Linked DNA regions of Homo sapiens: region 2 is linked to region 1. Evidence: chromatin contacts called from ENCODE Hi-C or POLR2A ChIA-PET data. All regions are on one chromosome and are shown on one strand. Each heading gives the region's core, a stretch centred on a gene start or an enhancer-like site at or near the end of the contact. The rest is flanking DNA. Distances are from core to core; before and after follow the strand shown.

Region 1 (6,629 bases), core at 2,825-5,324:
TGGTATTCTCTGAGTGCTTCCTAGATACCTGGTTTCAGTGACTCCAGTTATCACAAGGACTAATTTTCACTTGCTATCCATGAAAATTTTCGCTGGGTCAAACTAAGTTGGGTCAAACTAAGCTGCTTCTTGGAAATGGGGCTTATGCTAGTCGTGAGTTGTGTCCAGAGGGAATTCTGAGCAGTAAAAGGAGGCAAACTGAGGGCATTCTAGGTGAAGGGAATTAAACCAGCAGAGAATCAGGGCACAGATGGAAAAGAGCGAGTCATGGGTAACCAGAGTGCCTAGTCAGGATATGATATAAGCTCCGGGTATTGGGTTTTCTGTGTAGCTCCTTTGTTTATGTAAAGCTAGCTCGGCAGGCTCTGGGCCTTCTTGGCTTTGAGGATGCACTGACCTGAGAGCTATGGGGAAAAATAGCCACGTCTGTACACCAGACTATAAAGCCAATATGTACCATTCTCTTTGAAAATGAAAGACAATAACATATGAAACTATTATTGATATAAGCTTTTATTTAGTCTTTTCTAAGATACCAGGGTATTTTTATGACCTGTTTTCTTCCCCTCGGCGTTAGGATGTTTTCTTATACTGCTTCAACTGAAGTAAATTATTCAAACAGAGCTGTTTTGTTTTATTTGTTTGTTTTTGTTTTTGCAGCTTTATGCTTACCAGGGACTTCATAAACAAGTTGAAAGAGAAAAAATAGCCAAGACATAAATATAGAAATAACCCAATCACATAAGCTTTCATGAGCATGGGTGAGGGCCTTGTGGGAAGGATGAGGAAAAATCTTTATTAGTACCAGAATGATCGTGATTACCTTAGGCATAAGTCTGATTTGAGAAGAGACACTGATATACAAAGAAAGGAAGGATTATTCCCCTATGATTTGTCCATGTGTACAAGGAAAAATAGCTTCAGTATTTACTATTTGACTTCTTGAGTCCAGAAACCTAATACTCACTGCAAACTGCATAGGCACGGAGCAGGAGAAAGCAAGTATTTACCAAAACAAGAGGAAAGAGGAATTACTCTTTCATCTCTTCTTACTTTAGAATCATCAAATGTTATTACTGGAAAGAATCTTAAAAACCATCTAATCTAACACTCCCACATTATATATGAGAAAAATGAGACTCGAGAGAAGTTTCATGACTTGCCCAAGGTCACACAACAGATTACAAACGTGGCTGGGGACCCACATATGATAAATAGGTGCCCTTCATTTCTTCAGTTTCTCCATAATCATTTTAGAGAATTATTTGACTTATCCCACCAATGTTGTTTTGTATATCTGGATTATCATCTGGCTTCTCAGTTAATTTTTTTGAAGTGAAGTTTGCTTTATAATAACTGCCAGATTCTATAGCTGATTCTAAAAATTAAAATGTGTTCTCAGACATATCCTGAGTGTTGTACAAATATGGAGACGCTCACTAGATCAACATGTATGCCTCCTTATTTTATATGAATCCTATAATACCTATAAACGTGGCCTGATCATATTAGACTCTTGAAGTTTCTAGAGTTCCAGATATTTGTTGGAGCATATAAATAGGTGAGAGCAGATTTACGCATTTACCCACTCTGAGTCCCTGAGACGTTCCTGAACTGCTGTGCCTTTGTAAGTCAGTTATTCCCACTGCTATCGATATCACCAGTTCCAATTATTACCAATATGGCCCATTACTACAGACTGATTTCTTACTAGGTTCAAAACCAGCTGTACTTGGTGTTTTACTGATATTTTGTTCAGTGTTAGAGGAGAAAGAACATGGTGAGAGTCTGGCATAGCCCAGCTCCCTTCTGTGAAGAAAGAGTCCATCACTGACAATAGACATTCAATAAGTGGTTATTTAAAGAGGTCGAAAAAAGCATCCACCATTTCTCTATTTCAAAATAATCAATCATTTAAAAATATTAACTACAAGCTTCTGATGCAATGTTGTGTGGTTTGTTGTGCCACATATGGTTATGATGATCTACACGTCAGCTACAATCCAGAAATACTCTCATTGTTACAATGCAAAATAATATAATCATCCACTTTTACATTTTAAATGTGTCTGGCCCACCAAGTCCTTGCTTAGGTGCCAGACACACCACTGTGAAGGAACTGTCTGACATAGTATCCTGAAATTTCGGGTAAGTATAATCATCTCCCAGATGCATAGAATAAGCCTGGTTTTTGAGGCAAAGAGAAGAGGCAAACCTCCTGCCCTTCCAGAAGTCAGAACCATTCAGCAATATATTCACAGTAGCTAGGGGGGAAAGCCTTTGTGAAGAAAACTGTTGTGTCTCATGGCTGTTTTTATTAAAACATTTAGTCCACCAGCTTTCCAACTCTACGAACAATTTAATTCACAAAGCACATGAAATAAGCAGAAGAATCTAGTCCCAACAGCCATGTTCCACCTCTGTGATCCTCGTCGTGAGTTAGGATGATTTAGTCGTCAAGATCCCTGCTGTTCTGTGCTTGGATATTTGTGAGGAAAACCTAGAATTCATCCCCTTTAGAAGCCATGTCCATATGGCATGCAGCAAAGACCATTAGAGAACAGTAGTAGGAGTTTTGTTATCAAATCCAGCCAGATTTGCAGATAGGAATACTGAGAAATTAGTATTTTTCCTTCCTCTTCTTCTCTCTTTTCCTTTTTAGCCTTTTTCTTTCTCCTGTTTGCTTCTTCAATTCAATACTCCTTTGTTTATGGATTTGGAGAGTACTCCAAAAGCAAATAAGCCAATCAAATCCTGTTTGGAGGGAGAACAGCCATTTTGACATATAACCATCTCATCACTCCTTTTTATATGCCTAAACAATTGAAGAGCATGTAGCATAGCCAGGTGCTGGTCCTCAAAGTGGGTGTGCCCTAAAACATTCTTTGGTTTGAACTAGTCTAGTCCACTGTTTCATGTTACTGAACAATCAAAAGAGAAAAGAAAGTTTTTCTTCTCTGGTTCTAGACCAAATGACTGGCAGGATGTGATTGCCATCTGTAATTTTCTGCGAAGTCCTTCCCCAGTCCAATTTACATGATATGTACAGCTACTTCACTCTGAGAATGCACACTCAAAAAATACAGCCTTTAAGTGATTTTTCCTAGCATGGGCAAGGTGAAGCAGTGAGGAAATGGACGTATATATGTTATACATTTATATTATTATTCCCCATAAACTTTTAAACTTCCTATCCAGCATTTGTATTTGTTCTCAAACAAATTGGTAGTTTAAAGAAAATCCTACCTTTGTGATTTTTCAAAAATCATTTTTCAGCCTCTCCTATTATTTTTTTTTATTTCAGTAGCCACCTTAATGGGTAGCTGAGTGGGGATCAAGTATAAAAAGACCTCATCATGTATTACAAGCCAGAGAGTGTACTCATGGGAAAAATGTAAGTCCTCAGATGGAAAGTCATCTCCGTCAAAGAAAGTGGCTCGGGCAAAAGTGCCTGACATTACATAGTCTGCATGGTGGAACACTGCAGCCATGTTTTCAGTTGCCTTTCACTCTCTGGAATTTTATGAAATGATCTCGGCCAAGAACCTTTGGAATATCACTCTCTGGTCAAACAAAAAAGAGGACAAAAAAAATCCTTTGAAAGTTGAAGCTAGTTGGTACAAGCTAGCAGACAATCCAGTGAAATTTTCACCCCACTCTGTTTTGGGGGTTTGGGGTTTTTATGCAGTATAAGAGTGTTAGAGAAGGTGTCTGTCTGGTATGGATTGGGATACTTTCAAATACTTTAAAGAAGAATTCTTGTTTTCTACAGTTTATTAAACTAGCTCAGCTAAGTATATTGGTTATCAGATCCCATGATGCATGATTATTCAATATATTTTAAAACACAAAAAAATTCAATTGTGCTGTCCCCTTTCTCCTTCTGTCTCCTCCCTGTCTGTCTCACTGTGCTGTGAAGCATTGGGAGTAGTGTGTGTGTGTGTGTGTGTGTGTGTGTGTGTGTGTCTGGGAGGTAGACAGATTCCCTACCTGGAAATGGCTTGCTATTATTAGACGTTCAGTTACCAGGGGTTATGTAAGACAATTGAAGCTCTGTTTTTTAACAGAGACATGATTCATGCTGCTTGTAGTAACAGTAACCACCTCCAAACGAGACAGAAACCAGACACAGACAAAGGCTGGAGAAATCAATGCCGACTCGGTACAGCCATTCTCCTGATACCCTCTGCCTTTCAATCAGAGCACTTAGGTTATCAGGAGAGGAGGCTCCTGCTAATTCTGGATCCTTTTTGTCTCTTGGGGCTGCCAGGTGAAATCATGTGGGCTGGAGCTGTGTACAGGAGAAAACGGGTCCTCAGGAGCAGTGACGTCTGACCTCCTTCCCTAGGGTCCCCCAGTGTTTCAGACACACCTGGAGGAACAGTGATTGTCACCTGTGTTGTGGCTCAGGATTCACTGTGGCTTCTACTCAGAAAGGTTGGAACTTGAGCATTTGGCTCACCCACTCAAGTAACTTTCCTCAAGTGATTCTCTGCAGCGTGCTGGGAGAGGAGAGGATGGAGTGGGATTTGAGCTGCTGCCAGTGCTTTATTATAGCTTCTCCTAAAACCTGAATGGAAGTGGACTGGCTGTCAGTTCCCACACACATTCGGGACCCTTTCCTAAATCTTCCAGACAACATTGATTCAGTACTCCACACTATACAAAGCACTTCCACATGGATCAGCTTATTTTAGCCTCACAACTTTATAAGATAGGCAAAGCATACATTATTGTCAATACCATTTTACAAGAGAGAGATTTTACAGCTTACAAGTATTATGCCATTCATTGATTCCTTGCTCATGACTTTATAAGTGAGAACAATAAGACTCACAAAAGTTAGTGACTTGGCCATGGTCACACGGCTGGTTCTTACCAGATCCAGGAAGACAAGGCAGATCTTCTGATTCTCCATCTAGTGCTCTGCCCCAGATTTGCTACAAAGCTTGTTGACAACCATGGCATTTTTTGGGGAAAAAAAGCATTTTCTGCTGAAAATCTTGGTTTTAGATTAAGTTCTACTACTCATTAGCTAGCCCGCTTAAACTGCCCTTTCCTTCCTCTTCACCCCATCCACCTCAATCTCCTCATCTATGCAACTCATGATAGGGAGAACTCATTTTTAGAGTGTTCATGAAAGTACCACATAATCTTTAACATGTCTAGGTCAATATATATAAAGCATTGCCAATAGTATCTCCCTGCCCCCACCAAGAGTGAAATCCAGCAAAGAGATCCAGAGATCTCAGGCTTCACCCAGAACATAAAAGTAAACTATTTATTTTTACTACAAAAAGAAGAAACTCAGATACTTTATTGCAGAAACTGCCCATGGCTCTCAGAAAATAGCAGTCTTGCCCCGGTGGCCTGTTACACACCCAATAGGCAGGCCACCCTTCATTTTCACTCTCACATGTGTAAATTGCCCAGAAAGACAATTCTTAAGTATTGACATGACAGGAAAACATCTAGGCCATTTAGCTTCACCCACCCAATAATCTCCTGCAATAAAAATTCCAATTTAAAAAATACTTATTATTGATTACTACTAATAACCAACACTCTGATACACTGTTACGAATTTTAACTGAAGACGGACACAGAATTTTATATTTATGAAATTTTACCATTATCCTTCTATTTCACATGTTAAATAATACAAGCTATACCTATTTTAAGGTAAACACAAGTAAACATTCTTATTTATAAAATAGCTTTTTATTAAATTTTTTGTTTGTATACCGCTTTATATCCAGGAAGGTAGCAAAATACTCCACAGGTTATACTCTAATAAAATGCACTTTCTCTTCTGCTAAAATATGAAATTGCTGCAGTTTTAAGAAAGAAAGCTATACTTTTCTCTCTCACATAATAAAACTCCCTGACTAAGCATCAAGAGACCAAACTTCTAGTCGTAGGCCCACTAAAAATTCACTGTTAGGGAACCTGCTGAGTCCCAACTTCAGATAACATCTAATCTGAAAAACTCAGGGCCCCTTAACATCTAGTTATTACACACTAGCCCGAGACAACCTGCCCTGCGCTGTTGTATGTTGTGTCAATAAAAGAGCTTTATGGGAAAGATGGAATTCATTATTTGGGGTTTTATGTTGTGCCAGTCGTTGCCAAGCTGCCTTGAATTCACCAATGTATTGTGTCTCCAGACTGATTCAAAGAGATAGAATTTGGAATGTGACTAGAAGGCAGTAGCAGATTCTGTAAATAGTTGCTACACATTCTGTATACCAGGCACAATAGCACACAGTGGAACCTCAGACAATACTTACCCTGACTTCCTTAAGTAGGAAAATATCCTTTTTCTTTTCATCAAGTTACCATGATTTAATGATTATGAATGGTAATTTTACCATTGGTATATTCCAGTGATTCCTTTCATGGATCACTTGATGTTCCTAGATTATTTTAATCTTATCGCCATTTGGTGTTAACTAATGCAAATTCTTACTTTCACCTAAGAACGGAGCTGCCTTTGCTCTTCTGTATCTAGCCTTTATCCACATCCTTAGACACACATGGTATCATTTTCAGGGCAATGGCAGTGATGGCGGGTAGTGTTTCTTCCCAATATTGTGATGGAACATTTCACCTGGGCTGTTAGCATCTTA
Region 2 (6,629 bases), core at 2,294-4,793, 250 kb before region 1:
ACATTAGAAACTCTTAGGGGATATACAAAACAACTAATAGAGCTAACAGTGCATTTAGGAAGGTCACAAGATCAATATACAAAAATTGATTGCATTTATGTAGTACCGGCAAATAATTTGAAAATGAAGTTTTAAAATCAATTTACAGTAGCCTATAAATATAAGACATTTAAATAAAAGTTTAACAAAAGAATGTAAGATTCCCCACTCAAAATTTTAAAAGGCCTTAGAGAAAAATCCGTTATTTATAGATGAATACTCAGTATTTCTAAAGTGTCATTTTTCCCCAAATTATCTGTAGATTCAATGCAATCACCATCAAAATATCAACATCTTGTTTTTCTAACATTAAGATAAATTGTCAAATTTATTTTAAAATGTATATGAGATTGCAGAAAACTTAGAAAAAGAATAAAGTTGAAAGACTCACATTACCTAATTTCAAGACTTTCTGTAAATATATAGTTCTACTTTGGAACATTGGATCAGTATCTTCTAAGGTTAAGCATATGCCTACCATATTGTTTGGTAATTACATTCCTAGTTATTTACCAAAAAATAATGAAAATAATGCCCTCAAAAAGATTTGTACAGGCAAGTTTATACTGACTTTATTTGTAATTGCCTAAAACTGGAAGCACCCAAATGTGGAAAGTGGATATACAAATTGTGGTATATTCATATAATGAAATACTAACAAGCAAATAAAACAAAACAGAGTATGATACAACAATGTAGATGAATTCCAGAAACATGGTATGCAGAAGAGCCAGGACACAAGAGTATACATAAGTTATGTGAAGGCGAAACTATTCTATCGTGATAAAAATCAGAATGCTGGTTGTTTATGGGAGATAGAAATTAACTGGAAGGGGGCACAAAGGAACTTTCTATGTCTCTGTTATGGTGGTAAATATATACATTTTTATATATACATATTTATACATAGGTGTATAAATTTATCAAAATCAAAACTCATTCTGTGTACATTTTGAAGTCCATGAATTTTGCTGAATATAAATTATACCTCAACTCTGAAAAATTTCATGTTGACCCTAATCAACTCTCACCTGAAGTGCTTCATCTATTTTCCTAATGGCTACCCTGGTCCCTGTCCTAATTAACCTTCAAAGCTGTTTTAAAACTTTTCTCTTCTGCCTATTGCTCTGATTCCAAGAGATGTGGTAGAATGTAAATTGTCAAGATTTGGAAATCTGGAGAATGTTCAAGGTTAAAGACAGAAATATCTAATTAACAAGCCCAGATACAGCCTTGGACAGTCGAACGCTTGGGCAAGTGTTCACTGCTCGTGTTCACTTTTCTCTTTTGTGAATGATACTGCTTTCTAAATATATTTTATTTCTTGAGCAAGAGGGAGAAAAGAGGAGTCCTTCAAATTTACTTTTTGTTTTGTTGCATATTGCAAAGTTAATATCAAACTCTAGGTTTAAAACTTCAAAGAATGTCAGGACTTTTTCGTTTTTCCTTTTTTTTTTTTTTTTTTTTTTACTATCCAACCAAGGGTTTTACTTATTCCCTGGATTTCTCTATACTTTTAAATTGTCAAAGCCAAAGAAAAGAATAATTAAAATATTCAAAGCTGAAAATAAGCAAGATTTCAGTTTATTTTCAAATATAAGCTTACCACTTCCCTGCATTTAACTGTGATACTAGTGTTCTGGCAATATTACATATGATTGAGAATTCTGTTTACCTAAACCACTTTTTTATTGTTGTTTTTAGCTTTCTTAAGTGCCATCAGGTCTTGTCTTCTTTCATTTCTTTCTAGCTGTCCCCAACAAATACTGCCCAAGTCTGATTGTAATGCAGCCTTTCTTTCATAGTGAATATTTATTAAAGCACTTAATACCTGAATTATGAAATGTAGACAAGTGCACATTAACCTGGCTGAGTTATTTCCTTTCTTGTTCTTTTTAAACACATATTCTAGCCCAGTCTATCAATGCCAGATGGCAACTACATTTTGATACACTGAATATTTACCAAGTCATGTGGTATGCTTTTGAAGTATTTTTTAAACCCTTTCCATCAAACGAGCTGACTCATCTCTCATTCATTTATTCCTGCTTTTAACAAGTTGTATTTTTAGAAACTTGACCTCAGTTTTATCAAAATGATAAATGATATTGTAAAATGATGCATCCGAAGTTCTACAGGCCTGACTACACTTTACATCCTACAGCTATCACGTTTATTTTTCAGTGTTTAAAATGTTATAATGTACCAATTTTCTTATTTTCATGAAACTTGACTCCAACTAGATTATTGTGTTAGCACAGAGGAATATAATGGGAGAATATTTATACTTAGACAGCTTTAAGATATTCAGGAAATTAAAAGCATTTATGGTTGAAATAATTTTAAATGACCATGAAAATAGCAACTTAACAACTGATATTTATGTCCAAGACCTTTAAAAAGCCTACTGGTAATAGGCAGTAGGTCTAATAATAATAGTAGGAAGAAGATGAAGAAGACTAAAAGGCTGTCAGAATACTGACTCCCTGCTATGTTTTTTGTTTTCTTGATCTTCATGGGAATATGCTTTTGTGGGGGAAACTGTTAGAATATTTTTTTGTAAATAGATGTTAATATTTCTTAATCTAGGGATATTAAAAATAACAGGAGAAAGTATTGACAGACAAAAGTGCATGGCATTGAAAATGGTTAGTAAAGGCCAATGCATATTCTTAGAACTCTTCCTGGCCTGTTGATCTCTAAAGATTATTTTCAATTTTTTAAGTTTTTATGGCTACTTTTCAATGGTCTTTCAGAAATAGATGATATTATGCATGTTATGAAGTTAATAATAATGCTTTATATAAACGAGTGGAAGTTTTCTTTGTGAATAATTTTTTCAGAATTTTTACAGTGTTTTTTCTTTTAAAAAGCAGACAATAGGGATATTTGGAGAGATTAAAACTGAGAAACATGAAAGGATCTATTCAGTTTTACAAAAAATCTTTCATGATACTCTTATCCATTTTATTTTCTAGCTCTCTTTGTAATTGAAATTGTTTCTCTCTTGTGTGTGGCAGAGTTTGTGTAGTGCCTAGTCTGGAGTAGCTTCTCAAAAGCACAGATTGCCTTAATAATATTAGTGTATATAAATTCAAAGCATGGTGCCCAAAATGTAGTGTATATTGTTGTTATATTATTATTGCTGTTGTTCTTATGACTGCTTTTAAAGGGAAATCTCCAATCAGCCTTTTAATGTTATCTCATTTAGCTTATGCTTTTATAAAAGATTTGGAAAATATATAATTTACCTAGTGTAAATTTAAAGGAATGTGACTTGGTCAAAAGAGACATTCTAGAGGCAAACCAACAACAACAATACTGAATTCATTAAAGTTTGGATTAGAATTTGTTTTTTTTCTATATATAGAAAGCTTGAGATCAAATAAATTCTATTCCTATGACACATGTGGAATTTCTCTCTCTGAAGGTGTTGTCAGCTTATTCACCTATATGACCCCCTAAAAGAGGAAGTACATCCTGATGAAGTACACCCATGAGTCACAAAGCAGAGACTTGAGTCCATTATGCACTCTTTTAGGATTTGTAGATCTGCAACATTGTTAGTGGTTTCTTTAGAAAAGAATCCCATGGAACTCTACATTCTTTTATTAAATGAGCCCAGAAGATTTTCTACTTACCCTTTCACTTTTAATAGCCCTTTTGTGTGTAAACAGCTTCTCAAGAACTGGAATTTTTAGAGTATATCTTCTTTATTTTATGAGTTTCACTTGAATGTTTCTAACTTCATGGAGACTCATCTGATTGAATGGTAACATTTTGTATTCAGGCAGCAAGGGATTTTGTAGTGAAAACATTGTGGTGGACACCCAAAAAATAAGATTTCTAATATAGTTTATAGTGTATTTTTCTCCTTAAAGTTAACAATGAAGGAATAGTGTATCTTTTTGGCTCCTCTGTCAAATTAAACTGTGGGGTAATTAAATCATTGTATTATTTGGGAAGAAAGAAAATGGGTGGACATAGATTAAATTTTTAAATGGTGAGCTACTTCAAATACAACGAGGATCATTTTATTTAGTAACGTATAGGTCAACTTCTTAAAACTATATTATTTTTAAGCCTTTAAATATTTAATTTCTGGGTCAGCTGATTAGTCAAAAGAGTAGAAGCTAGAATAAATAATATTTGCCTTAGTTTCATTTTAGGAAACACTACTTTCCATATCTGCATAGTTTGAGTTAGTTGCCTTTGGGTTGAAATTTAATGATAATCCTCTGACAGTGTCAATGATCTTCCTCTGCTATACTTTGAACCTTGAAATACATTGAGACAAATTCCAGTAGGGCTAACATGTTTTGTTTTTCTTAATTTTCTCTGTATTTCAGATCAAATTTCACTCCTCTGTTATACTCTTATTCTTCTAGATTTTTATGTACAATTTATCAAATGCTATCTTTTAGGGGGTAGCCTTTCCATCTTGTGTAATATAATATTATTATTGCAGATAGCACAAATTAGTAGTTAACAGTACACTTTTATGAATGACACTTTCTAAATTTAAGATGCCATCATGCCATCATTCTGTTCTATCAGTGCTTTGGAAGATTGTGTGGATATGGCAAGTTTTCCTTTAATAAATAAAGATTATTATGTCTTCTCGTTTATCTGGTGACACTTAGCTCATTAAATCTTTGAAATTATTAATTTTAAGAATGTATATAAAATGCTTAGCAAAATGTATTACACAGTAAGCACTCCACAAATGGTTTCTATTATTATTATGTATAACATGTTTATAGCTATTAATGATATTTAAAATACCAATAATAGTGTAATTACTACAATGCCTACTAGTAATGAATAATAAATATTAATTATAATTAATTGTTTTCTCAATAAATTTTTTATTGATGAGTAATAAGAGGATAATGGAATGTCATAATACATTCTATACTACAGTAAAATCAACTAGTCAAAACATAGCACAAAATACATTTAATGTAAAATAATTTAGTTAAAATTTGCATACCATGTGATTGTGGAAAATGTCTAAAAGGTTAACTTTAATAATCTAGAAAAGTTTTATGTTTCTTATAGTTCTGATCTTTAGTTATTTTCCAATGACAGAAGTTGGAGATTAATCATTTTTCTTCTACTCCTAATGTTTTCTCAATTGGAAGATTAAAGAGATGTCAACGAAGTATCACCTGATTATTTATCAAGTGATTGTTACAGAGACTGAGTGCCCTCAGGATTACATATCTTTTTTTTTCTCTCCCACAATTGTCATGATTACTAGCCAAATCCAATTAGAGAGATACTAGAGAAGTACTGAGTATTTACTGAGTACTTACACATTGTATATGTAATACAGGTTTCATAGATAATCACCTCTTTAGAAATGACTGGACTATAAAGAGGTTGGCTAATGTATTCAAGATCACACCAATAATAAATAGTGGAGTTTGATTTTAAATTGATGGCTGACTGACTCTAAACTCATGCTTTTTCACATTGCTTCTTTCACTCAACCTAAGGAAATTGCCAAAAGTTTTGGTCAGAAGCTAACCTCACTTTGGACTTTTGAGAACTCCAAGCTGCCACCCATGGCTTCATATTTTTGGTTATTTGAATCTTTGAGGAAGAGCTCTAGAGATAGAGAGAGGAAAGAAAGGAAGAATATAAGGAAGGAAATGGTGAACATTTCTCTCTAATTTCCTCTCTATGATAATTTTACCTTTATTCCCAAGAGGAACAATGTGAAAGTTCTACTTTCTTGAGAAGTATAAAACTGCCTTGGCCGGGCTTGGTGGCTCACGCCTGTAATCCCAGCATTTTGGGAGGCCAAGGCGGGTGGATTACAAGGTCAGGAGATCGAGACCATCCTGGTTAACACGATGAAAGCCAGTCTCTACTAAAAATACAAAAAATTAGCTGGGCGTGGTGGCAGGTGCCTGTGGTCCCAGCTACTCGGGAGGCTGAGGCAGGAGAATGGCATGAACCCGGGAGGCAGAGCTTGCAGTTAGCCAAGATCGCGCCACTGCACTCCAGCCTGGGCAACAGAGCAAGACTCTGTCTAAAAAAAAATAAATAAATAAAATAAAATAAAATAAAACTGCCTTGATTAAGTACCTTCAAATCAGTGATTAACTAGCAACTCTAGCCCTGAATTCTGAATCTTTTATTTTTCCTTCAAAAGGTAACTCTTAAACCATCCCTTCTACTTAATCTGCATATTGTACTGAGGTTATTTATCTTCCAACGTTTGCCAGTTCCCTTAGGAATACCCTTAGCAACCGCCTTTCCATACAAATTGCCTGGGAAAGTTTAAGGGGATCAAATCCCTTGTAACTAAACAAAATAGGGCTTTTGAATAGAAATTTAATAGCAAATTAGATTGGCATCATTACAGGAGGATGAATGAAACTTTTGTTTTCTTTACATTTACAGTAGAAAAGTCAACTAACTCTCCAATATACAATGAGCTGGAAGAGAGAGATTTTTTTTGGCTTATTTTATGATGTGTCTTGCTTTCACCACATTCTGTCAACTTCCACAACAAATTTAACCTCCAAAACAAATCTTAAACCTGGTCTCTCTCACTCACTGCTGCTCCATTTTTCCTA

Evidence for each region. A loop is a pair of places that touch in the nucleus more often than their neighbours do. ChIA-PET counts read pairs that join two places held with the same protein, here RNA polymerase II (POLR2A). Pooled maps may share reads with other maps.
Region 2: a map of HCT116 shows a loop between it and region 1 (1.9-fold over the local background). The contact joins two enhancer-like sites. A Hi-C loop is called at or near these places in 1 of 168 maps with a recorded cell type or tissue (HCT116) and 5 of 50 pooled maps. POLR2A ChIA-PET finds 5 or more read pairs at or near these places in 2 of 52 experiments (BJ and PC-9).

The regions. Positions count from the first base shown.
Region 1 is chr3:114,398,421-114,405,049 of GRCh38, reverse strand. All of the region lies in intron 7 of ZBTB20 (zinc finger and BTB domain containing 20), which reads left to right. Among named protein-coding and RNA genes, the nearest start is that of ZBTB20-AS1, 50 kb to the right of the region's middle. Within about 2 kb of position 4,074, at least 6 of the 41 ENCODE cell types and tissues checked have a DNase peak (open chromatin) inside an H3K27ac peak, as active enhancers do.
Region 2 is chr3:114,646,430-114,653,058 of GRCh38, reverse strand. The region is part of intron 6 of ZBTB20 (zinc finger and BTB domain containing 20); the gene reads left to right. Among named protein-coding and RNA genes, the nearest start is that of MIR4796, 94 kb to the left of the region's middle. Within about 2 kb of position 3,543, at least 3 of the 41 ENCODE cell types and tissues checked have a DNase peak (open chromatin) inside an H3K27ac peak, as active enhancers do.